2 separate regions of the Homo sapiens genome follow, and region 1 is linked to region 2. A link is a loop called in an ENCODE intact Hi-C map of the cell type or tissue named here. Cell type or tissue: endothelial cell of umbilical vein. All regions are shown on one strand. Links, peaks and the distances in the headings refer to the core of each region. The heading gives the core; the rest is flanking DNA.

Evidence for each region. Peaks named below come from ENCODE experiments on the same cell type or tissue, not always from the same donor. Only the 100,000 strongest peaks of a DNase experiment are listed, where the experiment ranks them.
Region 1: it touches region 2 in a loop (3-fold over the local background); 7 of 110 quality-filtered maps call a loop at or near these places.

What each region holds. Positions count from the first base shown.
Region 1 is chr4:123,608,725-123,625,168 of GRCh38, reverse strand. No RefSeq gene overlaps it. Among named protein-coding and RNA genes, the nearest start is that of LINC01091, 33 kb to the left of the region's middle. In endothelial cell of umbilical vein, for the core only: no CTCF peak of the experiment used is centred there; a DNase peak (open chromatin) is centred at 7,948.
Region 2 is chr4:123,556,137-123,573,112 of GRCh38, reverse strand. No RefSeq gene overlaps it. Among named protein-coding and RNA genes, the nearest start is that of LINC02435, 43 kb to the right of the region's middle. RefSeq lists an enhancer at 7,907-8,408. In endothelial cell of umbilical vein, for the core only: a CTCF peak has its summit at 8,159; DNase peaks (open chromatin) are centred at 4,002 and 8,162; H3K27me3 peaks cover 170 bases.

The DNA of each region.
Region 1 (16,444 bases), core at 4,771-12,770, 51 kb before region 2:
ATCGAAAGCAAAAACATTGGGTACAGACCATGGTATAAGTGGTTACTGTCAAATGGCAATTGCAAGGCTGAGGCTGACAGGGATTGGGGGAGCAGGGGGTAAGGAAATATGGGTATAAAAATGTATATACATGTTCCATGAGTTTATCCTTGAAAAGAAGATAAAGATGCTTCCTTTTCTTTCTTAATGAGATGACATTATAAATAAATGGGAGTGGAGACCACTTGGTACTTTCTTAAAGAAAGAGACACAGGTATTTTTAATAGCAACAAAAAAAAAATCAGCAATAGAGCAGCAAATAGTACCAAAGAGAAAAGGGTAAGAACACAGTATCTGTTTACAGGAGACAGGATAACCCCCCACCTAATGAGAACTCACAGCCCTAGAATGAGTGGAAATACTGCTGGATGACTGAAGATTCCCCAGGAGTGGGGGTATTTCTGCTCTGTGACTTCATGGTGCCGGAACTTTAAGAAAAATGTTTGACAGAAACTTCCAGTGAAAACAATCTGTCCTTTTCCTTGGGTACTTACATTCTCAGAAATTATTATAATTGATAACGTCCATTAGGTAGTCTTGCTCCTGTGTGCAGGTAGAAAGCAGAAGACAGTTCAGATGAAGGAAGGAGGAGTAATTGATGGTCTTAACAGACTCCCTGAAAATAGGTGGGGGATGAACCTCTGTTAGAGGATGACCAAGAGTTGTAAGAGGTCACTGGAAATTTTCAAAATTCAGTGAAGTTGCTGGGAGAGAAACTCTTAAAGGACAAATGGTAAATTACATGCCACTAGCAGGAAGCGTAGAGACAGAGCAAGTTAATAATCATTAGTAAAAATCATCAAACTCTACTTCTACCACTTCTTTTATCCCCATCGCATGTTACTTACATACACACACACACACACACAGAGGGCCAGAATTACTTCTTATTCATATTTCTATTTTGCCAAGGACTCAGCACAGTGTCTTACACATAGTAGATGTTTAATAAAAATATTGGATGAATGGGGCGAAATCCTAGGAGGTTACTAGGTTGATAGTTAGAATTTATAACACAATGGTTTTAAAACAGATTAAATGATTAATGAAATTGAGCCCAATAATAACTAACATTTTGAGAGTACTTACTATGGGCTAAATTTTTTACATCAATTGCCTGATCTAATCTCCACAATGATCCTAAGAGGTAGAGATTATTATCATACTTTTACAACTGAGAAAATAATGAGGCTTAAAGAGGTTCAATATACTTGCAAAGTCACATTGCTATTAAGAGGTAGCAGAAGGATTCAAACTGGGACTCTGTCAACGTCATCTTATCTATAAAACATCTGGCCAAGTACCAGGCTTCTGTGAGGTGTGAGCTTCTTTACATAGATACTGTCACATAGTACAATGCAGGTCCCAATATGACAGCTAGCCTGCAACCTGGCATTCACACTATGTGGCTTTATCTGAGACCCTTCACCTTTCTCTTTTCTTATCTGCATAATAATAAATTAGACAACATCTTTAAAGTAGCTTTCAGGTCTGAACTTCTGAGACTTTAGATTTATTCCTAATAATGGAATTAAAGATGGTTAAAATTCTTGGCCCATCTTGGTTGGCTAACACCCAAAAGCACTGATAATCATATTCCACAAAACAGAGAGGTCTGAAAAAGCGTGAGCCTTAGAAAAGTTAGTTGCTGGTCTTAGAAATTTTTGTCAATCTCAGACAACTATTAATGTCACCAGTGGACAATAAAGCAAAGATTCTATAAAATTGTATGGTTTTCATTTGTCCAAACAAGCAGAGTACAAAGAAGTAGCCATAGAGAAAGTATATGTCACTCTCACCATATCCTCTGGAGGAACAGAATCACACATGAAGTAAAACTGGGGGGTCTAGGCCAGGAGCGGCGGCTCACGCCTGTAATCCCAGCACTTTGGGAGGCCGACGTAGGTGGATCACTTGAGGTCAGGAGTTCGAGACCAGCCTGGCCAACATGGTGAAACCCCATCTCTACCAAAAATATCAAAAATTAGCCAGGCGTGGTGGTTCGCGCCTGTAATCCCAGCTACTCAGAAGGCCGAGGCAGGAGAATCGCTTGAACCCAGGAGGTGGAGGTTGCAGTGAGTCAAAATCATGCCACTGCACTCCAGCCTGGGTGACAGAGTGAGACTCTGTCTCAAAACAAAAAAACAAAACAAAAAAAAACCTCAGGGGTCTAATATGTATGAGCACCTGTCCCCAAACAGTCATGAATTCAGTGATGCAATTTAGACAGTTTCTCTTATGAGAAGGCATACATTTTTAAAACCAAGGGACTCATATGACAACAGTATTTTAAAACATAATACCAGACACCTATTAAACTACCTCCTTCCAGCCACCAGGAGGTAGAGGCACAATATCCTGTCACCTAAATACAATATACTTGGACAGAAAAACACTTTCTTCACCCTTGGGCTAGTCAGAACATCAATTATCTAATTTTTCACAGCTCTCTACCACAGTCTTTCAAATGATGTTCAAATACTTCACAAGACTGGAACAATAAATAGGAGACGTAACTCTTCAGAGGAAGCAATGCACCTCCAGCCAAGAAAGTGGGAAAATCAAACTCAAGTATCCAGGCGCTGTAGGTTCACACTTAGTTACAGAATCCAGTCATTGAAAAGGGGTCATTGCACTTTAATATAAAATAAAATGGGTGAGTGGATTCTGTTTAGTTTGCCCTGAGGAAATTGGTCCCCCCCAATAAAGAGTGTCCCCCAAAGATAAAGTTACTTCTTATTTTGGGTATTTTTTTCTCTTTTTTTTTTTTGTAGACAGATTATCTCCCTGTCACCCAGGCTGGAGTGCAGTGGTGTGATCTTGGCTCATTGCAGCCTCCACCTCCTGGACTCAAGCAATCCTCCCATCTCAGCCTCCCAAGTAGCTGTGACAACCAACGCACACCACCACACCTGGCTAATTTTTGTATTTTTTGTAGAGACGGGGCTTTGCCATGTTAGCCAGGCTGCTCTTGAACTCTTGAGCTCAGGTGATCTACCTGTCTCGGCCTCCCAAAGTGCTGGGATTACAGGCGTGAGTCACCATGCCCAGCCAGGGAGGGTAGATGGCTGCAGGAATTCTTATAGCAACTGATTATATATTGATTGCATTTAATATGTATTGAAGCAGATTGTCATCAACTAGAAAACTATTATTATCCTTGTTGTTTCTCCCTCTTTTAGCCTCTCCAGATAAACTCAGTCTGACCCAAACCTACAAGTTGCAACAAATTTCTCTTTCAGGAATTCTAAAGCCTTTTTAAATGATAGATTACTTCTTCTGTTTATTAGTAGAAGGGGGAAAATCCTGCTCTTCGCCAAATCCACCAAAAAGTATTTGGTAAATCACTATAAAACACCAGAGAAAATGTAATGACTTCTCATCTTCAGAAACTAATTAGCACTTTGCTTTGCAGTTAAACCATAGGGCATTATTTGCAGAAGCGAATAAGGATGAATAGTCTATTTTCTCATTAACTGATAGAGGGAGAAATGTAACAGCTCCCATGACCATCTGAGTGTTAAATGAAAGGAAGTCTCACTTTCACAGGAAAACCGCCCTCAGTAATAAAGATGATGACTCTGACCCACTAGGTTGGCAGCTGGGTCCGGATTCTTGGGAAACCAGCCCCTGTGGTTCACCTCACTCCCTGATAATGACAGGCCCTTGCTTTCCCCACAAGCCTGAAAAGGAAATAAAGGAAAAAAAGAGAACACTCTAAAAATAAGAAAGAAAAGGAGAGTAGTGTCCTTGCCAATGCTAGTAACCAGGAGGCCTAGAAAGAGATCACTGGATACCCTGCCATTTATTGCCCATTTCCAACCATAGGAAGCTGGGAGGCAAGCTTGCCAAAGGGAGAAAAAAAAAAATGTTCTCCATCCTTCCTGTTGACAGGAATAGAACAGAGTCACGTACCTCATTCCAGCTCCATTATTTTTCCTCTGCTGCGTAGGGTAGCTTTTTTAGGTCAAAGTTTTTAAGAAAAAGAATTTTAATTATATCTTCAAGTTTTAAACCCCCACCTTTTATGTATCTTCTACTTTCTTCCATTACCTCAAATGAATTTATAGAAATAAAAGACTGTTTTAATCACCTAATCTAAGAAGTCATGTTGTCTTCCTTAAATGGATCAAAGTTAAATAATTAGAAGTTCCCTTCGTCCACTATTCCAGGGTGAGCCAGCTATTTCTTGAGATTGAGCTTGCACTTAAAAAAACTAAAACACACACAAAAGAACCCACTTCTTCCCATAGGGAAAATAAGGTCAAATTCCTAGAATAAGAAACCATAATAAATTTAACTTTACTAAAAAAGCCAGTGGTTTGAGGAATGCTCAAACCCAATCCCCAATCCACTAATTCATTACATCTCTAAAACAAAGAAAGTAAACACTGTTATTAATACATAATTATTTGTATATTCTTCTCTAAGTAGAAATTTTACAAAATAGAAGGCTTTCCCTAAAAACAAAAGCTTTGACTTATTATACACTGGAAATTCTGCAGAGAGATGAGGTGCTGTCAGGGTGCACTTTCTCAAAGCTTTTTATATACAATACTCAATAATTTCCCCCACTGTCTGCAGGCTCAGCATTCCACCCTCTTCTCAGTCGCTGCAAAACTTCTAGATCCTTTCTTCCTTTCACCACACTAATCCCTCTGCCTGAATCAACCCTTCTTCTTCCCTCATCCACTCTCTTTGCTTCTCCAACTTGATCTCATTCTTCATGTTTTGGTGGAAATGGAAATTCTTGCTTGAGAAATTCTTCCCTGAATTCCCAGTCTACATTTTAAAGCCCACTCTTACCCAACTCCTCACCATTATTTGCTCTCATGCACTCTAACTTGTGTTTCATAGCCCTTAAAACTCTCATTTTGTGGTAAATTCATTCTTTGTATAATCATATATTTAATGGCTATGTAATTTTTATGTAATGCCTCCCTTCTATGTTTATACATTCAAGATAGTAGGAGCCATATCCTTCTTGGTCACCACTTGAGCATAATGTAAATACTCAATGAAATGTTTTGAATGAGTGACTAAAGATTTGTTGAAAGGTTACTTATTGGGTACAATGTTCACTATTTGGGTGATGGGTACACTAAAAGCCCAGACTTCACCACTACACAATATACCCATGTACCAAAACTGCACTGGTACTGCTAAAATCTGTAAAAACAAAAATTAAAATTAAAAAAAAATTTAAAGATGTGCACCAAATGTTCATTACCATTCTATCAACTCCATATTATTTTTTATTTTCTGGAAGCTCTACAGAATGAAGATTGGAGATATTTCATCAGAAATCATACTGTCTGAAGCAATAAAATTAAAAAAGGAAAGCAGTCAATAAATCTCTGACCTGTAAAAAAGAAAACAGTAAATAAAATAAACTTTACCAAATAAAGAGCCACTGATTTTGCTGGACACTAAATCTAGAAAGGCAAGTTGAAAGGGTGAGAGGGAATCAGATTATGGAGAGTTAAATTTGGACTTTAATATAGTATAAACAATCAAAAGTATTTGCATAATAAAGTGACATGATAAAGTTGGAGATTATTCCAGAAGTAAAGTTCAATACTGATTCAAGGGGTAGAGCAACCGATTGGGAAACTAAATAGTCTAGGCTTTATGTAAGTAAGGCTCAGTTATTGAGATAAGAGTGGAAATGGGAAAGAAAGACTCAATTATCAGAGATCATGAAAGAGGATTGATAAGACTAGGTGCAGGAGAAGTGCTCACAATTCCTAGGGATATCAAGCCCAGGTGAAATAGGCAGAGAAGAATGGAGAGGGGCCCACCATAAAGCAGGGTCCTTCAGCTACCAACTCTTTGAGTGACCTTAAATAAATCCCTTAACCTCTTTAGCCTCACTTTCTTTATCTATAAAATGAAAAGGGTAGACCAGATGATCACCAAAATTGAGCATTCTCTGAATGTGGGTATTCATGGAAACCAGGGAGTCAGCAAGAGCCTTTGATTGGGGGAAAAAAAAAAATGTGTTTCATGCTGGATATTGTGAAATTGTGACATAATAAGAAATATATATATATATATGCCTTGTTTCTGGCTCCTGAAACAGCTCTGGAGCTCATTAAGGTGAAAGTAGCATCTTCTGTTTTTCAGAACAAGCCCCTTTTAATCACACCTGAGTTTATGTTAATAAAGTAACTTTTGGGAAGTCCATAAGGGGTGTGGGGGAAGCTGTTTGCCAGAGGAACTAACCAAGTGATTAGAGAGTTGCAACTTTCAGCCCTACCACCTGACCTCTGGGGAAGGGAGAGGAGCTGAAGGTTGTGCTGATCACCAATGGCCAATGATTTCATCAGTCATGCTTATGTAAGGAAGCCTCCATAAAACCCCTAACTGAAGGGATTCAGAGAATTTCCAGGTTGGTGAATAAGAACAAATCCCTTTGTCGAGAGGCTGATGCATCATGAGGACAGAAGCTCCTGTTCTTGGGACCCTGGCAAACCTCACCTTATGTATCTCTTCATCTCATTATTCATTTATATCCTTTAAAATATTCATTGTAATAAATCTGTAAGCATAAGTAAACTTGTCCCTGGGATCTGTGAGCTGCTGTAGTAAATTATTAAACCTAAGGAAAGGAGTATAGGAACCTCTGATTTGTAGCCAAGTCAGACAGAAGTCGTGGGTAATCTGGGGACCCACCACTTATGATTGGTGTCTGAAGTGGGAGACGGTTTTGTGGGACTGAGCTCTTAATCCGCGGCTTCCATGCTAACTTGGGGCAATTAGGATCAGAGTCAAGTTAAATTTTAGGATACCTAGTTGGTGTCCACTGAGAATTGGAGAATTGGTTAGTGTGGGGGGAAAAAAACCCACACATTTGGTGTTAGAAGTGTTGAAAGAGTATACAAGCAGAAACAGGAGTTTTTCATTTGAATCTGTTGAGTTTGAAGCAAAATGAGACATCCAGAAAGAGCTCTCCAGCAGGCAGTTGGAAATACAGGACAGCTGAGCCCAGAAGAAAAGCAGGCTGGAGACATAAATTTGAGAATCAGAGGCCTCAGGATTTAGCTGAGATGATGGGGGTGCATAGGATAGCAGAGTGAAAATGTGAAAACAGAAGCACATGTGGTCAGCTCACACCCCTTTAGTCTAGGAAATTCTTGTGGCCTTACATCTCCCTGGGGGTACAGGGGTTCATTTATGGTCCAGGACAGGGCTTCTGATCCAACGGCACACTTGCACCTTCTTTATTTCAGACTGGTGGCAAACTGTAACTGGTAAGGTGGGAATAAAGGGAGCTAAGAGCTTTTATTCCCCATTGGTTCCTTTGGCAAGTGGAGAATACCTGAAGTTGTGTTACAGAGGTCTTAGGTCTCCACTTAAAAGCCATTTACCTATTACACCCCCCGCCCCCGCCCCATCCCGTCCCAATGCCTCCCTGCCCTGGACCACTTGAGAGTTACCCAGAAGCAAAACTGACCACAACATTCATGCAATGCTGCAGTGGCCGACTTGAGAGAGACCCTGGTCCTCTGTCTTTCAATCCAATTCTCTTTGCCAGTAATCACCCCACCTATTAAAAGCATATGTGCGACACCTTTAAAATTCTCTTTGCCCTTAACTGTGAATAGTGTTTCATTGTCTGCTGCCATCCTACCAGAGAGGGAGCATTGTGTAGTCGGACAAAACTTACACCCCTGAGCAGCAGAGAGCTCAGTTTCCTCTAATGATCCCCAGGCAGGCGAACATTGCCAAGGGCATGATTGTATATGGGTTCTTCTGGAATTGCATATGGGAATACTGTTGCTATGTGACCTGAGCCAAACAATCCTAGAGTCACCTGACATCCTCCATCCAACATTTAGGAGTCATCAAACTTAATTTCCCCTTTGTGCAATAAAACACCAAGAGGAAGCTTTAATAGATTGTATTATGTAACGGTTCTATAAAAATAGCAGGCCAGCGCTGGAGCACTTCCTTCCTGGGGCCCAGTAACCTATGCTGAAAGGATACACACTGGTTGCCCAGGCAACCATGAGAGATGACACTAGGGAAAAAAAAACAGCAACAAAAGGACCATTTTTTGGCTCCGTCAAATGAGGTCTGGTTTCAAGCTTGTGATACAGTGAATACAGACGGCCTAGCACAGAGCGAGGGAACCAGTTAGTGATTCTACTCAGGCATCAGTAGCCTTGCAAAGCTCCCCCTGCTTTCATGGTTTTTTTTTTTCTCTCTCCCTTCTTAAAGAGAGGGAAAAAAAGCTTTCCCCTCGCAATTTCATTTTTTATTTAAGCAAGCAAAATCTTTTAGTGATTTTGAACTGTAGCAATCAGGAAACAATGTTTATTCTAGTCTTTCTTTCTCTTCCCAGGAGTTTGAAAAATAATTTCAGTTACTTGCAATTGTCTTTTATTTTCTCCTAGTTTGTTTGGGGTTTGGTTATGCAAGAAGAACTGGTTTAAAGGCAATAACCTTTATAAACAACAAAAATAAAAAAGTAAATCACAGATGCTCAAGCAATAATGCATTTTAAAAGTAAATAATAACCATTTATGAGATCCCTCTTCACAGCAGACATCAAAGGACTTTGTTTTAATAGATTGAAATCTTCTCTCTCCTGCTGTACTGAATTAGAACCCCTAAGTTTTATTACCAACATCATCATCATTATTATTGCCTTGCAAAATGGACTGCCATTTTAATTTCAGAAAATTGGTTTTCCCAATATACTGAGAATAGTGGCAGAAGGTTTTTAAATTCCTGACATGTGCCTAAACATTTTTCCTCTCACAGGGAGGAAAAAGACCCTCAGGGATTTACAAACATGATTTGGAACCTCAGAAAAATAAAATCAAGGATGAATCAAATGAGATTAAGTTCCAGATCTCTAATATAAAGCAACATCAATAGTTCTTTCAAAGCGATTCTTGAAATCAGTGCTCATAAATATGTAATGCACTTTTTATCTAAAAGACCTGTTTAAATCCTCATATAGTAAATTATTTATTTCAAGATTAGGTACTCAGCACAATGCAGACACCCTCTGATCAAGTGGGAATAAAATCTGTGAAAGCAAATGGTAAGGCATTATGCAAATGTAAACTGCTGTGATTATGATTATCCTGTGAATGGGTAGGTTTGAAGGAAGAAAGCCAAAAAAAAAGAATCAATTATGTATTCTTCAGAAAAAAAAAAAAAAATCTATCCTGTCGCTTCAGGCCCTGAGCCTGCCTCTTGTGCCTCTCACAAGTGAATTTAAACCCTCACAGCATCTTTTAATCATTTGCTTGCTGGCAATTAACTAATATTAAGACATAGACCAAAGGGAAATGGAGATTAAGAAATTATTCATTTATTTTTATCAATGTATGTTGCCAAATTGGAGGTTCTGGTCTATGAAAGATCCCATTTAAGGCAAAACTCCAGTCCTTCCCCATAAAATTGGTCTGATCATCTATTTACCAAATCTGGGGTCTCCTCAAGACAGATTTAGAGATAAATTAATCCATAAATATCAAATGCTGTGTGAAACACCAAACACCCTTTATTATCAAAGTTGCAAACACAGGCTTGGGACCCTGTGTCTTTGGAGAGAATATATGCAGAACATATGTGCCCTAAAGTTACGGGGCCTTATTTTCCTTTTGTGCAAAAGGTTTTGAAATACACAGGACTAAGTTACAGATAGTTGGGTTTTATCCAGATCTTTATTTTGACTCTAAAAAAGGACTGAAGAAGTCTTTGATAAAACCAACTAGAGATAGCATCAAATAGTAGCTCAACTCGAAGGGAGAAGCCTGACTTCGAAGAAATAGAATGTTATCTTGCGTGGTCGGCAATGTATCTTTCTGATCTGTGATTTTAACTTACTGATGCTTAAGTACATGGCACAAAATAAAGTATACAAGAGTTACGAAGCATGATATGTGCCATTTAATGGAAAAAATACTAAATAAAATTAAGCTTGGGTAAATATTTCCCAGGCTGAAAGTTCTGATTTAGCTTCCTGCATGAACTATATCAATATGAACAATGAGATAATCATGTGGTCATTCCTTTTAGAGGTTGAAGAGTATACAGTACTTTTTATATATTTATATATGAGGAAAGGTACATAATGAAGTATAAGTACCAGTGTTCCTTAAAGCTTGCTATACACAAGGCTGTTCTGCCTTGTAGGAACTTACACTCTAGATTGGGGTTTAACACATAAACTTTTACAAAAATAATTACCACTACTAAGCACTGGGTAAGCACTGCCGCTAACAAATACAAGAAGAGATATTCCTGTGACAGAGATCTCTGTGAGCTAGACAGACCAGGAAAGGCTCCACAGAGGAGTGGGAACTGAGGTCCTCCTGAGAAAACAAGTAGGATTTAAGCATATAGAAAAGAGTAAAACAGAAGGGCAAAGGTGTAGCCAAAGAGGCCCAGATAATAACATCCACAGCATGTTCAGAGGATCTTGAAGAGATAGCGGGATTGGAGGTGAAAATAGGGTCCGAAGGAGAGAAATGGTGGATGGCAAGGCAAGAAATATCATTATTTGGATATATAGGAAAGAAAATATAGATCACTAAACATGAAATGTTGAGTTACAAGGAAATTTAAACATCATTTTCACGTGATTTGGGGCAAGACACTTCTTGCCTCAATTTCCTTGTAAAATGGAGATAATAATAGTAATAATGACAGTAATGTACGATGCTTTACACAAATTATTAGTTGTCATCTTGCTCAGCTCCCTCGGTTTACATTTTAATTTCATTTCATATACCATTTCTATGTTGATTTATTTGGTCTCAAGTTGTGATGTCTATTTGGGGAGATTAGATACCGCCAATCCAGGTCACAGCCATGTCTTTTTTTTAAAGATCAACAGAGGAGTCGAAGACGTAAATTCTCTCCCACTGCCCAGAGGCAGGAGAAATGTTGAGTCATAAGCAGGGTTATCTCCAGATTGAGTCAGTCCCCAAAAGAGATCCCATCATTTACCCCTTTACCTTCTCATCCATGGGTGGCCAAGAGGAGGATAGCGTCGTGGAGTCAGATCAAAGGGAATGCCCACTGGCGCCCTCTCCCCATGGCTGCCAGCTCTCCAACCTACTTCTTGAGAAGTCTGATTAAATGCATGAAAGGTAAAGGGTACCTGCTACCAGACACCAGTTTCTCAGGCTCCTAGAATGGCTCTGACAGCAACAAAAATGACTCATTTTCCAAACTTGATACTCTGTCTAGCTCCTGAACAATAGGGGAGATTCTCCCCCTTTGCCTATTTCTTTCAAAGTATCTTGATTTTCCATAACACCTCTCTCATCCTTGTTGCACGTCAAGCCATAAACTCATGGAACCGCTTACTTGTGGCCACTTCATTTTGTTTACTTAAAGATTGTTTTCGTGACTTTTAAAAAGCCATGCCTGCATCTGGAATTTGTAATTCTAAGTCACAGAAAGACAGTTGTTATGTATTGTTTAAAATTTGTTTAATAAAAAGGAATTTCTTTGAAAACATCAGGCCAAGCTTATGATGTAAATTTACTGTCTGTAAATTTACAATGTAGTGACAGAAACTATAACACAGTATGTTAATTGATCAGTGCTGTAAGAAACATTCACTACAACAGTGAAAGAGTAGATGATATTTCGTTTAAAAGACATTAATCCAAGACAGGAATTAAGATGTTTTTCTTATAGGTAATTTCTCCTTTTACGGTGCTTTTTTTTTTCTTTTCATTCATCTGTATTTGCTGACTTTTCTATAAAAACAATATAAATGTCTTACATAATTAGAAAAGAAAAAGCAAGTAAGATGTTGATATATGACTTCAGACTATTCAGTAGGTGATTTTCAACTAAAAATCACTTAACACCAAAAACTTTCTTTTTTTCCAGCCCTTCCTGCAGATCCAGATACATTGATTTCAAGCATATTTCAGAGGCTGATCAAGCCCAAGTTCTGAAACAATGTGCTCACCTCTTCCTGAGCCATATTGTTGCTTAAAACAAATCAGAAATCGATCCTGGCCTTTGACTATGGTTCTTTAGAAGAGGAAAAATGAAGCATTTAAAGAGTAGGCTCTCTTAATACCTCCAGGTTCACAGTTGATATTTCCATATGGGCTCAAGCAAAAAGACAGCAGGAGATGATAAGGTCCTTTGCAAGACCTTACCTTGATTTTGAGTTACATTATATATATTCTACTAAAGACTTTCCTGGATACAAAAATTATATATATCCTGGGAGCAGAAACCTAAGTTCCTCTCCAACACTTGGGGAAAAGCCACTTGGGGTAGTACTCTGTTCACCTTATGTACCAAAACATTAACTGAGGACCTGTCCTGATCACTACGTGGCAGACAGGGTAGTGAACTCACTCTGACTCCAAGGAGGCTATGCTGTAGAAGGACAGATAAAACTGGAAATGTACCATAAGAAAGTTGCCAAAGAACACAAGTTGTGATATGGTCACCATTAGCACCATTCCCTGATGTTTCTGGGCCTTGTTCTTTGGAGTATGTGGTAGGATTGTTCTTCCCTGCCCCTTTGAAGTTAGCTGTAGCCATGTGATTTGCTTGGCTAATGAAATGTGAGAAGTGATGTGCATCACTTTTAAGCAGAAGCTTTAAGAACCAACACGATTCACTACAACCCCTTTCGCCTGCCACAGTGACCTGCGTTATTCCAGACAGTGAAAGCTCTGGCAGACGAGGACCCTGAATATGGACAATATGGAGCAGAGTTCCTGCCAGCCTGAGATGGATGTGCAAGAAATAAAGTTTTGTAGTTTTAAGGTACTAAGATTTGGGGTTAATTTTTACTGGATCATAACCCAACCCATCTTGATTAACACATAGTTAATTCTCACACCAATTCTATATTAGTTACTTTTATTATCTCCATTTTACAACTTAAGAAATTGAGCTGCCGGGCGTCGTGGCTTATGCCTGTAATCCCAGCACTTTGGGAGGCCGAGGCGGGCAGATCACGAGGTCAGGAGATCGAGACCATCCTGGCTAACATGGTGAAACCCCGTCTCTACTAAAAATACAAAAAAAAAAATCAGCCGGGTGTGGTGGCACGTGCCTGTAGTCCCAGCTACTCGGGAGGGTAAGATGGGAGAATCGCCTGAACCCGGGAGGCAGAGTTGGCAGTGAGCCAAGATCACGCCACTGCACTCCAGCTTGGGCGACAGAGCGAGAATCGGTCTCAAAAAAAAAGAAATTGAACCATAAGGAAGAAAAGAAGCTTGTCTGTGGTAAGTCAAAGGGAATAGTTATATATCTTACCCATTTTCTACTTCAGGAAACTGAGTCTTATATGTAAAGTGACCTGCTTAAAGTCACACAGATCATAGGTAAGGAGGTCAGACCTGTTCTCTTTTCATGATTCTTTGCAGTAAATGGTTATGGCAAGCAATTGGATTAGACAATAGGAAGTGGCCTAAATGGGAGAGATCTCTTCACCTCAGAGCTAATAGGAGTGGCTTTCAGAGAAGAGCTAACATCAGCATTGAGCTCATGATGGTCAGATTTGTTAAGTTCCAAACCGGCAGAAGAAATAGCATCATGCACAGGTGGAGATAGAGAACACTGGACCCAGGGTCAGATAGGGGAGTAGTGGCAGGTGATTCTAAAAAAGAAGGTTGGGTACAGATTGTATACATTCTTGAGTGCCATCCTTAGACATTTTGACATTTTGACTTATCTGTAGGCAACTGAAAGACTGGATGACAGTGAAAATGGTGATTAGATATATTCATTTAGCCACCTCTCTCCACACGGTCCAGACTCGACAAGGACCAGTTAACAGTTCAAGTGATAATTTTTTTTTTTTTTTTGAGAGAGAGTCTACAAAAAAAAAGAGTGCAGTGGCACAATCTCGGCTCACCGCAATCTCCAACTCCCGGTTCAAGAGATTCTCCTACCTCAGCCTCCCAAGTATCTGGGATTACAGGCACATGCCACCACGCCCAGCTAATTTTTGTGTTTTTAGTAGAGATGGGGTTTCACCATGTTGGCCAGGTTGGTCTTGATCTCCTGACCTTGTGATCCGCCCGCCTCGGCCTCCCAAAGTGCTGGGATTACAGGCATAAGCCACTGCGCCCGGCCTCAAGTGAAAAATTTTAAGGGCATGAATTGCAATTTAGCCCATACAGCAGACAGGAGAAGATGAATCTATCATATCTCATAAAGGAATAATTCCAGGACCAGCTTAGCTGATTGATAGGGGACAGGCCAATGGTGATGGACATGTAAATATATATGTTAAGAATAATAGAATGCTGCTTTACAACTGTATGTGAGGAGTTTGCTTAAATATCTGATACTATAAATTTGACAAATATCATACATTTCACTATCAGCAAAGACCTAGCGATGCTAGAAAAAATAGACAGTAGTGGTGTAGTCAGAAGAGCACGGACTTTCAAATAAGATTGGCTTACCACTTACTACCTGTGTGACCTTGGGAAAGTTGGCTAAGTCTTTCAAAATCTCAGTTCCTTCATCAACCTCAAAGGATTAAATGCTCCAGTGTATATTAAGAAATTTGCAAAGTGCCTAGTTCATAGTGGGCACCCAAGAAACATCAGTTTCTTCCATTAGCATTCCAAACTAGATGCAGATACGTATTATACAATGTTGTTTAATAATCCCTGAGAACACCCAGTGTGCATTTATAAATCCTAAATTAGCTAAAATACGCTGCAAACACATTTTCTTATTTTTCTCAATATATCTTTTCCAAAATAACTTACCATTAAATTATGTTACTATCTGTACTTTAAAAGTTTTTAAACCTGCTCCCTGGGTGACATTGAAAGAGCTGAATTAAGAACCATAAAGTGACTTTAAGCCTTTCCCCCAGTTTAGCAGACACTCCATACCGAACAAATATTAATCATCCAGAGCAGAATGAAGATTTAGGAGAAGATGATGGAATTTCCATAGCTTCCTTCAGCTACTCATTCAAGACTAACAGCATTCATTTGTCAAAGATAGCTATCTCTCTTATATTTACGATAACCTCTGTTACTGTTTGCTCCTTCCCCAACCCTGACAAACATAAAGTTGGACAGAGAAACATTTAAAAGAATGGTTGGCTACAGCATATCAATCCTGGCTCACCCTCTAATCCAACAGCAATATAATCACAAACAAAGCCTCTTTCCAAGGATGTGGTACCTGGGGAAGATAGTCTTTCAACAGTAGAAATATACCTATCCAGGAAGACACTAAAGCTCATTTACTAAAGACAGAATCCAAGTTTATATGTACTAAGTACTAAGTAAATATACATTATAAGTATTTTGTGTTCCTGTGCATTTTGTATTACACATAATAACATCAATAAATAGTTGTTATACATGTTTTAGAAACTACTTTTAGGCCAGGCGTGGTGGCTCATGCCTGTAATCCCAACACTTTGGGAGGCCGAGGCGGGCAGATCATATGAGGTCAGGAGTTCTAGACCAGCCTGGCTAACATGGTGAAACCCCATTTCTAACAAAAATGCAAAAAATTAGCGGGGTGTGGTGGCGCCCATCTGTAATCCCAGCTACTCGGGAGGCTGAGGTAGGAGAATCACTTGAACCCAGGAGGTGGAGGTTGCAGTGACCTGAGATCACGCCATTGCATTCCAGCTTGGGCAACAAGAGCAAAACTCCGTCTCAAAACAAAAAAAAAAGAAACTACTTTTAGCTCTTACAAAATAGATGTATTTTTAAATTCTCTGGCAATGTAGGAGGGAATTCTAGATACATTGCTTTGTTGTATCAAGTATAACTTTCTTAAAGCCATGAGAAGTTCTCAGCTTTTAGTTTAGGGCTATAGCGTAAAATAGCTCCCAAGAAATATTACAAACTTAATTCATATTTGAGCCATCAATTGGCATCAAGAAGTGAATAATTTGGTAAATACGTATTTTTTCTACACAATTATTTTTCCTCCAAAGGATCCTCATGCCAGAAGTGAAAATGGTCAATGAACAGGAATGGTACATGCATTCAGAAATGCATCATGTGCACCTTACATATTAGAACTGACCTGCAATCTGGTCTTTCCTAAACATAACAACCTTTGCTTCACTAGACCTTGACATGCTCAAGAATAAGAATCAGGATAGTGTATCTTTTGAATATGAAAATTTCACAGCCTAATCACTCTTGTTCACTGTGGTCCAAAGCATAGTTAAAAACACAGTAAATTCTATCAGTGTGGCCGGGCATGGTGGCTCACGCCTGTAATGCCAGCACTTTGGGAGGCCGACATAGGTGGATCACTTGAGGTCAGGAGTTCAAGACCAGCCAGGCCAATATAGAGAAACCCCATCTCTACTAAAAATACAAAAAAATAGCCAGGCACGGCGGCAGGCACCTATAGCCTCAGCTACCTGGGAGGCTGAGGCAAGAGAATCGCTTGAACCCGGGAG
Region 2 (16,976 bases), core at 3,451-11,450:
AGATACCAAAATCTGCCCAAGTCCCTTATGTAAAATGAGGCAGTATTTTCACATTACCTATGCACATCCTCACATGTACTTTTTTTTTTATAATTGCAACTTTTATTTTAGATTCGGGGATACCTGTGCAGGTTTGTTATATGGGTATATTGGTGAGGTTTGGGGTACAAATGATCCCAAATAGTAATGCTGAGGTTTGGGGTACAAATGATGCCATCACCCGGGTGGTGAACATAGTAGTCAATGGTTTTTCAACCCTTGCCCCTCTCCCTGCCTCCTCCCTCTAGGAGTCCCCAATATATATTATTGCCATCTTTATGTTCATGTTTACCCAATATTTAGCCTTCTACTTATAAATAAGAATATGTGGTATTTGGTTTTCTCTCCCTGCATTCAATTGCTCAAGGTCATGGGCTCCAGCTGCATGGTGCTGCAAAGAACATGATTTTGTTCTTTTTTATGGTTGCATAGTATTCCACAGTGTATATGTACGGTATTTTCTTTATCCAGTCCACTGCTGATGGGCACCTAGGTTGATTCCATGTTTTTGCTATTGTGAATGGTGCTGCAATGAACATATGAGTGCATGTGTCTTTTTGGTAAAACAATTTTTTTAAATATATATACCCAGTAATGGGATTGCTGGGTCAAATGGTAGTTCTATTGTAAGTTCCCTGAGAAATCTCCAAACTTCTTTTCACAGTGGCTGAACTAATTTACATTCCCACTCAACAGGGTATAAATGCTCCCTTTTCTCCACAGGCTCGCCAGCATCTGTTATTTTTTGACTTTTTAATAATTTCTGTTCTGACATATGAGATGGTATCTCATTGTGGTTTTGATTTGCATTTCTCTGATAATTCATGATGTGGAATATTTTTTCATGTTTGTTGGCCATTTGTGTGTCCTCTGTTCATGTCTTTTGCATACTTTTTCATGGGATTCTTTGGTTTTCGCTTGTCCCGTTATTTAAGTTCCTTACAGATTCTGGATAGCAGACTTTTGTCAGATGCATTGTTTGCAAATATTTTCTCCCATTCTGTAGGTTGTCTATTTATTCTATTGATAGTTTATTTTGCTGTGCAGAAGCTTTTTAGTCTAATTAGGTCCCACTTGTCAACTCTTGGTTTTGTTGCGATTGCATTTGAGGACTTAGTCATAAATTCTTTCCCAAGGCCAGTGTCCAGAATGGTGTTTCCTAGGTTTTCTTCTAGGATTCTTATAGTTTGAGGGCTTACATTTAAATATTTAATCCATCTTGAGTTAACTTTTGTATATGATGAAAATTGGGGTCCAGTTTCATTCTTCTGCATATGGCTAGCCAGCTATCCCAGCACCATTTATTGAACAGGGAGTACTTTCCCCACTGCTTATATTTGTCAACTTTGTGAAGAACAGATGGCTGTAGGGGTATGGCTTTTCTTCTAGGTTCTGTTCCATTGTTCCATATAATTTAAATCATCTCTAGGTTACTAATAATACTTAATACAATGTAAATGCTATGTAAATTGTTGTTAAGCATGTTTTTTAAAATTTGTATTATGTTTTGTATTTTTTATTGGCTCTTTTTTTGGAAATACATTAATCTGCATTTGGTTGAATTTGTGGATGCAGAACCAGAAGATATGAAAGGCCAGCTGTCCATTGGTAATATTTGTGTCATTTAAGCATATGAGCTTTTGAAAATTTAGCTACTCCTAGCACATTACCATCTACACATGAAAAGTTAAGGTCAGGGAAACACACCAATCTGAGTATTCAGGACTAAGAACCACCTGGCTAGTTAAAAATCCACATAGCCTTGATTCTCCTACTGTTGTTTCCCTAAGCCTGGTATTATTGAACAAAGAAGATTCTCTTATTTTATACATGCTATGATGAATAAGAGAATACAACCCAAACTGTAGAAGTCATTTTATCTAATTTTGCCCCTTTGCTGGAATTAGACTTTTATCCAATGTAAATGTCTTTAGGCTTTGGTCAGTAGATACAGAAATCTTTAAGTGAGACTTGAAACAGCTCAAATGTCCATCACTTGGGGACTGGTTGAATAAACTACGCAACTTAAAAGGGATGAGAGATAGCTGCACCTGCTGCTAAGCAGTGAATGCTGAGATAAATTGTATAGTTAAAAAAGATAAGGTGGAGGAAAATGTGTATAGTAAACTTACATTTATCTAAGAAAGTAGATGTGAACGAGATGCAAGTATCTATACATATTTGCTCCTGTAAAATAAAATTGAAAGATAAACCATGAAGTTTTTAAAAATTACCTATGGGAGAGGGGAGACAGAGATTGGAGGCCAACTTCTCTGAATATACTTTGTTTTATATAACTTTAAAACAAAAGTAAGGCTATTATCAAAATGATGAAAGATTAAGTGTTGGTGAGGATGTGGAGAAAAGGGAACCATTTTGTACTGTTGTTGGGAATATAAATAAATATAGCCATTATACATAAACAGTATGGAGGTCCCTCAAAAAATTAAAAATAGAGCTACCATATGATCCAACAAGCCACTACTGGGGTATATATCTAAACAACATAAAATCAGTATATTGAAGAGATGTCGTCAGCCCCTGTTCATTACAGTACTATTCACAATAGCCAAGACATGGAATCATGGTAAGCGTGCATCAAAGAGTGAATGGCTGAAGAAAATATGGTATGTGTGGCTAGACGCGGTGGCTCATGCCTGTAATCCCAGCACTTTGGGAGGCCGAGGCGGGTGGATCACGAGGTCAGGAGATCGAGACCAGCCTGGCCAACATGGTTAAACCCCGTCTCTACTAAAAATACAAAAAATTAGCCAGGCATGGTGGCAGGCGCCTGTAGTCCCAGCTACTTGGGAGGCTGAGGAAGGAGAATGGTGTGAACCCGGGAGGTGGAGCTTGCAGTGAGCTGAGGTGATGCCACTGCACTCCAGCCCGGGTGACAGAGCAAGACTCCATCTCAAAAAAAAAAAAAGAAAAAAGAAAATACGGTATGTGTACACAATGGAATACAATTCAGCCTTATAAAAAAAGAAAATTTTCTCATTTGCAACAACATAGATGAACCTGGAGGACATTGTGATAAATGAAATAAACCAGGCACAGAAAGACAAATACCACATGACCTCACTTACATGTAGAGTATAAAAAATCAGTCATATAAACAGGAGTGAGGCCGAGGGGTGGAGAAATTGGGGAGATGCTGGTCAAAGGAAACAAAATTTCACTTAGACAGAAGGAATAAGTTCAAGAGATGTATTGTATGTCATGGTGACTGCAGCTAATAACAACATATTGTATATCTGAAAATTACTAAAAGTAGATTTTAAGTGTTCTCACCACAAAAAATAAGTATGTGAAGTAATGCTTATTTAAAATCGCTTAGTCATTCCACACACGTATGTGTGTGTATATATATACATCATATTGTACACCATAAATATATATACATCATATTGTACACCATAAATATATACAATTTTTACTTGTCAATTCTAAAAAATAATTAAATTTTTAAAAACAAAATTAAATAAATCTAAAATAACTACACTACAATGCTAAAGCAAAATGAAGCAAATAAATTTAACTATTTTTTTCAAGTGACTTTAAAAGACAATGATTTCTACATCCCTATTGGTATATACTCTAAAGATGAAAAGAACTGCAAAATAAATTCAAACGGTTGTTTTACAATTGTATTTTAATAATATTTTATATTATTCTAAACCTATTATTAATTAGACACAAATTTATACAGAAAGATAAAACAAGTAAGTAATTCTCAGTAAGAACTAATCATTTATTTTCTCTTTAAAATGAAAGAAAAAGAAGGAAGAGAGGAAGGAACGGAGGAAGTGAGAAAAGAATGGAGGCAGGCTAAAACATAAACCAATTCAGTATCAATGAGCAGTCGTCATATCTAGGTTGTGGTTTCTAAAAAATACCATTTCCCATAAGGAAACTCAAGCTCCTTGGAAAAATAGCTAATTTCTGGTTTAGGGCCAGAAATGTACAAGATAAGCCTAGAACATCCTGTCATACCAGAAAATTAGAGAGCTATTGAAGATGACTGAAAGATTTATAAGCCTAACTTGAAAAGGCTCCCACTGGCTTCTTGGAGACAATTTGAGCATGGATTTTTTAAAAGATGCATCAAATAAATTCAAATAGGTTTAAACATTCATAACTTCATTACGACATTTAAAAACTAAGTGACTGACTTGGCCAATGTTAAGAAACCAACTCACTGAAACTAGTTTTAAAAAAGGGAGTTGGTGGCCGGGCGCGGTGGCTCACGCCTGTAATCCCAGCACTTTGGGAGGCCGAGGTGGGTGGATCATGAGGTCAGGAGATCAAGATCATCCTGGCTAACACGGTGAAACCCCATCTCTACTAAAAATACAAAAAATTAGCCTGGCATGGTAGCAGGCGCCTGTAGTCCCAGTTACTCGGGAGGCTGAGGCGGGAGAATGGCGTGAACCCAGGAGGTGGAGCTTGCAGTGAGCCGAGATCACGCCACTGCACTCCAGCCTGGGCAACAGAGCGAGACTCCGTCACAAAAAAAAAAAAAAGGGTGGGGGGAGTTGGGGGTCAATATAGATCTAGCATCCATCTGGCCTTCCCTATGCAAACTGTCCCTCAGAATAATCAAACAGCTAATATGATAGAAAGTATTCCAGCAAATAAATGGAGAAGAAATGATAAAATGGAATACCACCAATCTAGATAATAATCATCAAAGCTACTAATGTCACAAAATGGAGAAATACAGATATTATGTGCATTCTATGAAGAAGAGTGTGATTCTTTTTAAGTCTTTTTAGCAATATTTACAGAAATATTTATAAATAATATGACAGAATATCTGTGTGTTGTGAGGTAATGACATAACAAAAAAGGAAACTACAGACTAATATCCCTGATAAACATAAATATAAAAATCCTCAACAAAATACCTGCTAACTGAATCCAACAGCATATCAAAAAGATAACACACCATGATCAAGTGGGTTTCATACCACGAATGCAGGGATGGTTTAACACATGCAAGTCAATAAATGTGATACATCACATAAACAAAATTTAAAACAAAAATAATATGATAATGTCAATAGATGCAGAAAAAGTATTTGACAAAATCGAGCACCCCATTATGATTAAAACCCTCAGCAAAATTGGCATAGAAGGGAGATACCTCAAGGAAATAAAACTCATCTATGACAAACACACAGCCAACATTATACTGAATGGGGAAAAGTTGAAAGCATTCCCCCTGAGAACTGGAACAAGACAACAATGCCCACTTTCACCACTTCTATTCAATATAGTACTGGAAGTCCTACCCAGATCAATCAGACAATAGAAAGAAATAAAGGGCACCCAAACCACTAAAGAGGAAGTCAAACTGTCAGTGTTCGCCAATGATATGATTGCATACCTAGAATACCCTAAAGACTCACGCAAAAAGGTCCTAGATCTGATTAATGAATTTAGTAAAGTTTCAGGATACAAAATCAATGTACACAAATAAGCAGCACTGCTATACACCAACAACAAGCAAGCTGAGAAACAAATCAAGAACTCAATTCATTTTACAACAGCTGCAAAATAAAATAAAATAAAATACTTAGGAATATACCTAACCAAGGAGGTAAAAGATCTTGACAAGGAAGTCTTCAAAACGCTGGTGAAAGAAATTATCGACGACACAAATAAATGGAAACACATCCCATGCTCATGGATGAGTAGAAACAATATTGTGAAAATGGCCATACTGACAAAAGCAATTTACAGATTCAGTGCAATTCCTATCAAAATACCATCGTCTTCATTCACAGAACTAGAAAAAACAATCCTAAAATTCATATAGAACAACAACAAAAAAAAGCCCACATAGCCAAAGCAATACTAACAAAAAGAACAAATCTGGAGGCATCACTTTACCCAACTTCAAACTATACTACAAGGCTATAGTTACCAAAACAGCATGGTACTGGTATAAAAATAGACACATAGACCAATGGAACAGAATAGAGAACCCAGAAATAAAGCCAAATACTTACAGTCAACTGATCTTTGACAAAGCAAACAAAAACATAAAGTGGGGAAAGGACACCCTATTGAACAAATGGTGCTGACATAATTGGCAAGCCACAAGCAAAAGAAGGAAACTGAATCTTCACCTCTTGCCTTATACAAAAATCAACTCAAGATGGACCAAAGACTTGAATCTAAGACCTGAAACTGTAAAAATTCTAGAAGACAACATTGGAAAAGCTATTCTACACACTAGCTTAGGCAAAGAGTTCATGACCCAGAACCCAAAAGCCAAATGCAACAAAAACAAAAATAAATAATTGGGACCTAATTAAACTGAAAAGCTTCTACATAGCAAGATAAATAATGAGCAGAGTAAACACACAACCTACAGAATGGGAGAAAATATTTGTAAACTATGAAGCTGACAAAGGACTAATATCCAGAATCTGCAGCAAGAAAAAAAACAAATAATCCCATCAAAAAGTGGGCAAAGGTTAAGACTAGACAATTCTCAAAACAAGATATATAAATGGCCAACAAACATAGGAAAAAAATGTTTAACATCACCAATTATCAGGGAAATCCAAATTAAAACCACAATGAGATACCATCCTACTCCTGCAAGAATGGTCATAATTTAAAAATCAAAAAATAATAGATGTTGGTGCGAATGTGATGAAATAGGAACACTTTTACACTGCTGGTGGGAATGTAAACTAGTATAACCACTATGGAAAACAGGACGGAGATTCCTTAAAGACCTAAAAGTAGAACTACCATTTGATCCCTCAATCCCACTACTGGGTATCTGCCTAGAAGAAAAGAAGTCATTACATGAAAAAGACACTCGCACACTCATGTTTATAGCAGCACAATTTGCAAATGCAAAAATATGGAACTAGTCTAAATGCCCATCAACCACCCAGTGGATAAATAGAATGTGAGATAGATAGATAGATAGATAGATAGATAGATAGATAGATAGATAGATAGACAGATAATGGAATACTACTCAGCCATAAAAAATGAATGAAATAATGGCATTCACAGCAACCTGGATGGAGTTGGAGACTATTATTCTAAGTGAAGTAACTCAGGAATGGAAAACCAAATATCGTATGTTCTCACTTATAAATGGGAGCTAAGCTATGAAGATGCAAAGGCATAAGAATGATATAATGGATTCTGGAGACTTGAGGGCAAGAGTGGGGCAGAGGTGAGTGATAAAAGACTACAAATTGGGTACAGTGTTCACAGCCCGGGTGATGGGTGCACCAAAATCTCAGAAATTGCCACTAAAGAACTTACTCATGTAACCAAAAACTACCTGTAGCCCAAAAACTATTGAAATAATGACCAAAAAAAGGGGTGTGTGTGTGTGTGTGTGTGTAATAATCCAGGAAAGGGGCTGGGCAACCAGGGAAGTAGGTAGAAATATAGATAAAATAAGATTGGCCATGAGTTAATGATTGCTGTCAGTGTGGGAGATGGGTAAATGGGGAGGTCCATTGCACTATTCTCCTATCTTTATGTATGTTTGAAATTTTTATTACTAATAATAAATTTTTAATTGATTAGGCTTTGGAGCCAAATTGCCTGGGTTTGAATCCCAATTCAACTATTTAATAGCCATATAACCTTGAGCAAATTAAAGCAAGTTGTGAAACCTCTCTGTAACTCAGCTTCCCTATCTATAAAATAGGAGTGATACAAAGTCATTACTTCAATGGGTTGTTATGAAGATTAAGTGAAGTAATGTATGTAAGGTACTTAAAACAATTCCTGACATATAGTAGACACTTAAATGCTAGCTATTATAGTGTTCAGGGTCCACAAAATTGGTTGAAACCCTGACTTAGAATTTCTGGGCATTCAAACCCGTAAGACTGGCTCATGAGAAATCATTATTACTTCTCAATGAGGAGCACAATATAAATCCAACAACTTCCTTCTCTCACACACAACAGCTAAATAAGACTACGAAGACTGGTCAATCTTTCAATGCTCAACATTTTGACACTCTCTGCTGCTCCCAGTAGAGGCTTCAGGTCAATGTCACATTCTTATCTGTACTCCCCATGAAACGGCTGGGTTTCTTCTCTCACCACCACCTTTAGGGGGCAGCCCATAAGTATCTCGCTGAGACCTCTAGTGGTTGTGTTGGTTAGCAGAAAACACAGTGGACAGGAGTCAAAAGCCCTAGCTAGATTCTTATACTGTCTTTGTTCCTGAATCGCTGTATGACCTTGAAGAATCGCTTGCTCTTCCCAGAATTTAGATAACATAATGTTGACAACATTTTTGGAACTCTTGTCTGAAAATTCTCTTTAGAGACTATTAGAAAATTATTTGGAGCACCTTTTGCTAACGGCTAAGTCTTCAGCCTTTGAGGGTAAAATCATACTTACAGACAAGATCATTTGAATGAAATGCACAATAAAGCTGTCTCTGGTTTAAAACCAGGTGTAACTATTAATAAGGGAGACAATTTATTTTAAAAAGCATAGATTGACTTTTTAAAACATTCTAAAAGAAAGGCAGTAACAGAATTCTCAGATCAAATGTAAATAGTTTCTTTAGAAGATGTCTGCAGAGAACTTTTGGGGGGTGATGTTTATTAATTTTTCTTTAAACCAAGTTCATTAGTTTTAAATCTCACCTTAAGCAGAATCATAGTCTTTCATTTACAAAACACTTGGATGTATGGGTTTTGTCCTTTGTGCAGATGTAGTTATATAGGTTAAATTACAAATCAAAAATCATCAAATTATTTGTATTTCAATTAAACAGCTTAAAGAAACTCATAGGTACAAGTAGGAGCTAGGGCAGTTGTGTTGCACCCTGTGTGAAATGGAACTAATAATAGTGTCTCTACGGCCGGGCACAGTGGCTCACACCTGTAATCCCTATGCTTTGGGAAGCTGAGGTGGGAGGATAAGTTGAGCTCAGGATTTGGAGACCAGCCTTGGCAACATAGGGAAGCCAAGTCTCTACAAAAAAGAAAATGTAATAAGCCAGGTATGGTGGCATACACCTGTGGTACCAGCTACTTGGGAAGCTGAGGTAGGAAGATTGGTTGGGCCCAGGAGGTCAAGGCTGCAGTGAGTCATGACTGTGCCACTGCACACCAACCTGGGTGACAGAGTGAGATCCTATCTCAAAAACATTTTAAAAATAGATAGGTCGTTGAATGTGGGCTAATTTTTTTAATTTTTTAAAAATTAAAGGTTTTTTAAGGATTAAATGAGTTAATATATATAAAGTATTTAGATAGCTTATAATAAAAGTCAAGTAAGTATTAACTACTATGAACTTTATGAATATTTCACTGTTTCCAGTTCTCAAAAATGTAAATATCTCATTTAGTTTCATTTTTCATTCATCCTGCTTATGGCAAATGTGGATTCATATCACTGAGTGCACACACATTTTTGAGGATTTGAAATGCTCTTGAAGTTTTTTCCATACTTAGGCAGAGCATTCTTATCTAGATAGATAAGCTTGTATGCAAATAAATTGGTTTCTACTAAAGGGCTCCAACCCATCCATTAATCATGGGATAACTATATACTTCCAGTTTTCAAGAAAACAGCTATAAATATCTATCCATCAACAAATATTCACTGCATGCCAGCTATATCCAAGGAACATGTTGGGAGCTGTGGAAATACAAGGAAGGAAAAGTCATGAGCCCCATCCTCAAGAAGTCTGCCAGTTGAAGAAAGGAGGAAAATTTGCATACGGAGATGAATGGCTGTTTAAGAGAGCACATGGTAAGTGCTAAGTGACCAGGCACAGCGTCCATCCATAATGATATATTTAGTAGAAGACAGGCACGTAGGTAAAGAAATCCCTGAAGATTAGGGTGATTCAAACATCCTTTCAGAGGAGATGGACTTAAGCCAAGGATTAAGGGATGAGTAAGATTCCAAAAAAGGAGGGAGAAAGGCATGAACAAAGGTGAAGATAGATTTTTAGTTGACAAGGGGAGGTCTACACTGCCAAGGCAGAGCTGGTTTAAAGAAATTGTGGGAGAGTCAGCACAGGTATTGAGACTCTTGAAGACCAACCTAAAGAATTTCGACTTTATAAGTGATATGGAATAGCGGTTTTTGAACAATGCTTTGACATGAGTAAAGTGGTATTTTATTTTATATTTTTTAATTTTTTTTTGAGATGGAGTTTCACTCTTGTTGTCCAGGCTGGAGTGCAATGGCGCAATCTCGGCTCACTGCAACTTCCGCCTCCCAGGTTCAAGCGATTCTCCTGCCTCAGCCTCCTGAGTAGCTGGGATTACAGGTGGCTGCCACCACCCCCAGCTAATTTTTTTGTATTTTTAGTAGAGATGGGGTTTCACCATGTTGGCCAGGCTGGCCTCGAACTCGTGAACTCAGGTGATCCACCAGCCTCGGCCTGCCAAAGTGCTGGGATTACAGGTGTGAGCCACCTCTCCCAGCCATAAAGTGGTATTTTAAAACTTTTTCTAGATTTGGGGTCCATATAGTCTCCTATGGCTGAATCATCTGTGGATATAGGTATTTATATTCCCTTCTCTCCAATTTTCAAGAATTTTGTGGTCCATTTGCCTATGTTTACAGCACCTTTGGTTCATATAATCCCTCAGATTTGAGTTCATCTTTCCAAAACAGGAGAAGATTAAGGTAACAGACATGAGATTTGCTGCAAACTCTCTTCCCACACCCAGATTGATATACCTAATATATATCTTCCATAAATTTACGCTCTTATAAACACAGCAATCATATACATATATATGAGATTATTTTATTATCATTGTCAGATTTACAAAAGCAACATGCAATACATGTGCTTTACCATTGTGTGTTGGCCACTAACTTATGCACCATGAAAATGCCTCCAAGTGATTTTTAAGTCATTCTCTTTACTATTTCATGAAGTAATAATAACTACTATTTATTGAGTTACAATGTGCCAGGCACTGTTCCCACATGTTACCTATATCATTTCATTTGAGTCTCACAAAACCTTATGAGATTGGTGTCATTATTGTCCTCGTTTTATAGATGAGAAAACTAAGACACAGGGGCTAAACATCTTCCCCAGGACCATTCATTGTATGTTTAAGATGAACACAGAAATGGATTACAGCCCAGGCATCCGACACTAAAGCCATACCATTAACCACTGTGCCACACCGCTTAGCCCAGTAGTGGTGTAGGTCCTAATCAGCCCCTCACTAATGGACATTCTCTTTGATTCTGGATTTTTGCCACCATAATACTGCTGCAATAAATATCCTTGGTCATACATCCTGATCTATGGGTGTTTTTATTTCTTTCATTCAACTAATATTTACTGAATGCCTCATCAGTGCCAGGGACTATTCTGGATGCTGGAGTTCCAGTGATGAATAAGACAGATGAGGTCCTTGTTTTCACAGAGCTCACATTCTGGTGGGAAGACAATAAATGAATGAATCAATCAACAAATGAGGGAATAAATGAAGAATATGAAAAATAGGAGATAATGGTAAGTCATATACAGAGAGTTAAAATAGGGTAATGCAATATAGGCAGCCACTTGGTAATAACTATAGATATTTTTAATATGATATAGACCTCCAAATATGAGATTGCTAGGTTGAAAGGATATATTTTCAGTTTTTAATAATTACTGTTACTTTGCTTTCCAAAAGGCTTAATAATTCTCATTTCTACCAACAATAAAAATACAGATTTTATTATTATTTCTTTTTCTTTCTGGACACAGAGTCTTGCTCTGTTGCCCAGGCTGGAATGTAGTGGCACAATCTCAGCTCACTGCAACCTCCACCTCCTAGGCTCAAGTGATTCTCTTGCCTCAGCTTCCCAAGTAGCTGGGACTACAGGCACGTGCCACCACCCTCCATTAATTTTTTGTATTTTAGAAGAGATGGGGTTTCACCATGTTCGCCAGGCTGATCTCAAACTCCTGAGCGCAGGCAATCCACCCGCCTCAGCCTCCCAAAGTGCTAGGATTACAAGTATGAGCCATGGCGCCTGGCCAGAAATATAGAATTTTTAAATAAACTTTTTTTGTCTTCCTTCTATGATACTAAGAGAACTTGAAAAAATTCTTCCTTCTCAATAACTATACTGACCTATTTCAAATTCAACATAAATGTATATCAGCTACAAGGTAAATCTCATTTTCTATACATATATATATATATGAAATCAAGAATGTGCATCTCACTGAACACTCTCAAAGAAATGTATGTGCTTGCTGCTTGTCGATAAGTCGGGGGGGTAGAGAATGGTCTTGTCTCATGTTCTTAGTACAGACAGTGGAAGAGTTAACATTTCTTAAAGATAGTGGATCACATTTAATTTTTAGAAAACAGCAAGGAAGCAAGTCTAATAAGTTGAAAGGGACTCCTATAAAGAAAAATCTTGATAAACATTAAAAACAACCCTTGAGAGGCTGAAGTATTTTCAGGAGTAGCCATCAAAAGAATACCACAGAATCTATCTTTCAGGAGTAGCCATCAAAAGAATACCACAGAATCTATCACCCATAGCCTACGCAGTTAGACTTTCCCATCACATCCCCTTTCCTTGTTTATAGACCTGCCTGGTTATCACCAGTTCTAGGGGACTGTCATTATTTCAAGGACTCGTAAATATGCAACAGGTATTTCATGGGAGAAAATGCAACTGAATAACTTCTAACCACCCTAAGAAAGAGACAGGAGAAAAATGCAACTGAATAACTTCTAACCACCCTAAGAAAGAGACAGGAGAAGCGTCTGTCTGGCTCTCACCAGTCTCCCGACCCCTTCACCCATTCTAAGGAAAAGCAAGGAGGCAGCACTCAGACCTGGCTTCTCTGCAGAATACCCTGCCAATCCAGAGAGAGGGGATGACAGCATCCATATCTAAATCTAACCTCTCACTTTAAAGGTCTGCACGTTTTTTGTGTGCAGGAAGGCAGGGTTTTATTTTAACCATGTTTCACAAGCAAAAGCAATGGAAAGAATTCCATGCCTAATCTTTGTTTTTCCTCCCTTGAAATTTGATCATATTCCTAACTTTAGTCATACTGCCTGGTTTCCTTTCCTTAATGGAGTGAAATTTATGTCTGTGATTAGAGAATTGGCTTGGGAAAACCATTTGCGTTTTAAAAGTTATATGTTTTAAGAATAATAGATATGGAAATCCTAGAAGAAACCCAGTGTGCTTTGGATGTTAATACAGACATCATAATGACTTGCTATTTCTATCCCCAGTTAGTAAGTAATGGGCGTATTAAATTTATTGAGGATGGGGAGGAGGATGAAACTTTGAATTGAAAAATTTTCACAAAGAGCATAGTGATAAATTTAGTTATAGCCTACATGTACAGCTTTTTGACTAAAATATCTGAGGATTATTTTGAAAATAAAGAATAAGGTGACAGTCATTAAAAAGTTTTGCTGGAAGTGCATTTACTGTGTGATCCTTGAACTCTAGCATTCATAGTCACAGGGAAAAAGTAATCAGATGTTCCTTGCTTTATGCCATAGATATAGTCCTTAATTCAAACACATTTTCAATGTATCAGGGAAAGTCACTAAAAATGAAGCAATGTGGTCCGTCCTTAAGGGGACAAGGGACAAGGCAACAAAATGACCTTCACCAAATCACAAACAGGCTAAATTCCCCCTAGTTGGAAGCTGCAGGGAAGGAGCAAGAGCTCCGTCCTCATAGCTGCACAAACCAGGGTGTAAATCCCTCTACATTCTTGCTGTGTGGCTTAGAGCAAGTTACCTAATATTCCTGAGCTTCATCTGCAAAATGGGGTGTTATCAGTACCTCACTTCTGAGGGGTTTATGAAGGTGAAATGAGATCATGTATGTAAAACAGGGAAGGCATTTATTTCATTTTGGTTCCCTCCTTCTTCCCACCCAGTTTTTAGCCTGGCTTTGAGATCACTGAATCGGAAGAAAGGAGCCCAACAGAAAAAAAAGAGTTGGATATGGGGTAAAAATGAAGGGCTGCTTGGGAGTGGTCAGTACTGATTTGGCAGAACAAAGAACCAAAGAAATGCCACCCATACCTGAAACACAACCTGCAGCCAGCCCTCTGCTGCAGAGAGAAAATGCTTTAGTAATATGAATAATTGGCTCCTAATGCTTTTCATTTCTGAGTTTTTCTAATCAAGACACACCCATTCATTTACTACCTGCTGCATATAGCTTTGTGCTACTGTAAATATACTGTTTGTCACTCACTTCAATACTGATCATTTAAATGTTAAAGGTCTGTGATAGTCCTTACCCAAAAAAAGTCAAAATATTTATTAATTTTTTTACAACATGATAGTTTCAAAAATATGGTCCATGATATCCTAAGCATAACAAAAAAGAAAAACTGTATGACCCCAAGCAGTTCATGTAACATAAAAATTTTCAAATTTTCAAATATCACTATCACATAACATCCTCTTCCTTATAGGAAAGTATATTTGAAAAGTCTAGGTGTAAGTGACCCTGTAGGTTTTTGTTCTTTGTTTTTTTTTTTTTTTTAAGAGACAGAGTCTCACTCTGTTACCCAGGCTGGAGTGCAGCAGTCGTGCAATCATAGCTCACTGCAACCTTGAACTCTAGGCTCAAGCAATCCTCCCACCTCAGCCTCTCAAGTAGCTGAAACTACAGGCACTCGCCATCATGCCTAGCTACATCTTATTTTTTGTAGAGAGGGGGTCTCACTATGTTGCCCAAGCTGGTCTCAACCTCCTGGGCTCAAGCGATCCTCCCACTTTGGCCTCCCAAAGCACTGGGATTACAGGTGTGAGCCACTGTGCCCAGCCTTAGGCCTGTTAATAAGTTAATGAAATTTAAAATACAGAATTTAAAAGTGTGTAAAAATATTTTCTCACTAAGAACTTTCATATCTTCAGCCTTCATTTGTCATTTCCATCGAAGAAAGTCAAGTGACTTTGTTTAGAGGTCACTTTTCACAAAGGAACCAAATGTTGATCACTCCAGCAGAGTACTGGCTGCATCTATCAGGATGTGTGAAGAACAACAGTTGTGCTGAGGTGTGACCACTAAGGTGGCTGGGTAGTTTATTCACTGCACAAGGGCTTGCTGCCACACACAAGATGAAATTTCAGAGTTTTGGGTGCCATGGATATTGCAAATTATAATATGATGGACCTTTAAGGATGCCTTATGAACAGATGAAGCTGCCAATGTTATCTCCATAAATGTCAAATGCCTAACATTATAGATATAGGAGGCAGGATGCAGTTAATCTTATCCCCCAATCACGAGCACATACAGGAACTGGCAGGAAGTAATACATGCTTTAAACCAATTTTAAGGCCACGATCTTTTGCAGATAGATGTCTGTATTCTTCTGAACAGAGATGTGTAGTAGTCAGATATACGTTGGGAAATCCATGTCCCTCCTCAAGAGACCTGTCTGATGATGAGAAAATTGTCTTTACTCAAGAATCTAAATTACCCAATTTCATTACACCATGGTGTGGACCATCAGCGGCCAAGTATAATTTTTAAATTCATCTTTCTTTGCTCTCCTTTTCCCTGAAACCTACCTACAGAGTCAGCTAGGTGCTTGGTTTTATAGGCAATTTGTCACAGTTTTTTTTTCATAGCTAAAGATTACTGAAATATTTGAGACTTTTTTTTAGACAGGGTCTCGCTATGTTGCCCAAGCTGGCATGCAGTAGCTATTCATAGGAACGATCACAGCAGCCTCAAACTCCTAGCCTCCAGTAATCCTCCTGTTTCAGCCTCCCAAGTAGCTGGGACTACAGGCTCACTCTGCACCCAGCTGAGACTCGTTTTTTAACTTCACATTGTAAAAAGCAAATAGTCAATTCATTCACGTAGGTTTTTTAAAAGCCAATTAAGTACATAAACCATTATTTGTGTAATACAAGTTCAAATAATGAAAAAGTCTCCTTTTTTAAAACCTTTAACTAGTTCTTTTGGCATCACAGATACATATATAGATGGTTTCACATGGTTCCAATCCTCAAATAAAAATATTTAAATAAGATTTCATACTAACATGGCTTTATCCTGGCATTTCTTAAACAGATGCAGAAAAATTCCCTTCTAATAAATTATCTGCTCCCACTGCCGCCAACATCCACTCCATCACTACCACCAGCCCCAAATTGCTTTATTGCAGTAGAATTATGTTATAATGTTAAATTGCTATAATTCGGTTTCCAGGCTAGAGGAAAAGCAGCACATATAGTCAGTCTTTCAGAGGCACATTAGCGAATGAAAAGTATATTGCAGGAGAACTAAGGAAGTAAGTCAAGGAACTTTGTCGGGGAAGAAGGAAGTAACTCCTACAGGCTATTTACCCCTTTTACGCCACCCTCTTTGTGTATTCCTGGGGTTTGCTTTGGTTTGGGTATACAGATGTTTGAGGTAGTGAGTGATCATAATAAAAGGTGACTGCAACTTGATGACAGGGCTAAAGAATCTTGGAGAGTTCAGCTGTGCTCCACTACCTCTCTGTTCTCTCCCCAATTCCTAATGTCTTTCATGCTCAACTGAGTCCTTTCCATGTAAAGAGTGACTGATATGGGGACCACAGCAAACATTTTTGCAACACAATTTCTTGCTGTAGAAAAGCAGTTGTAATCAAAATCAATAAAGCACTATTCCTGTGAGCCTCTACGAGACATAGAAACGATATCATTCTACCCAACCCTTCTTTGAAGTGAGATTCCACCACTACCTACCCCTTCATTTAATAAAGATTCATTTTGAATTATTATGCATCGAGTCCTCTGATAGACACAGGGCAGGGAGAAGGGGAGAGACAAAGAGGAAATGACAAGAATGTGGGCCTTGCCATCAGTGTTCTGGGAAGGGGATGGTTGAGGGAATGAGGCATTGTAAGAGAGGAATGTAAAAATCTAACTTTTTGCAGTTCTTTTTCCCCTTTAATCAAGC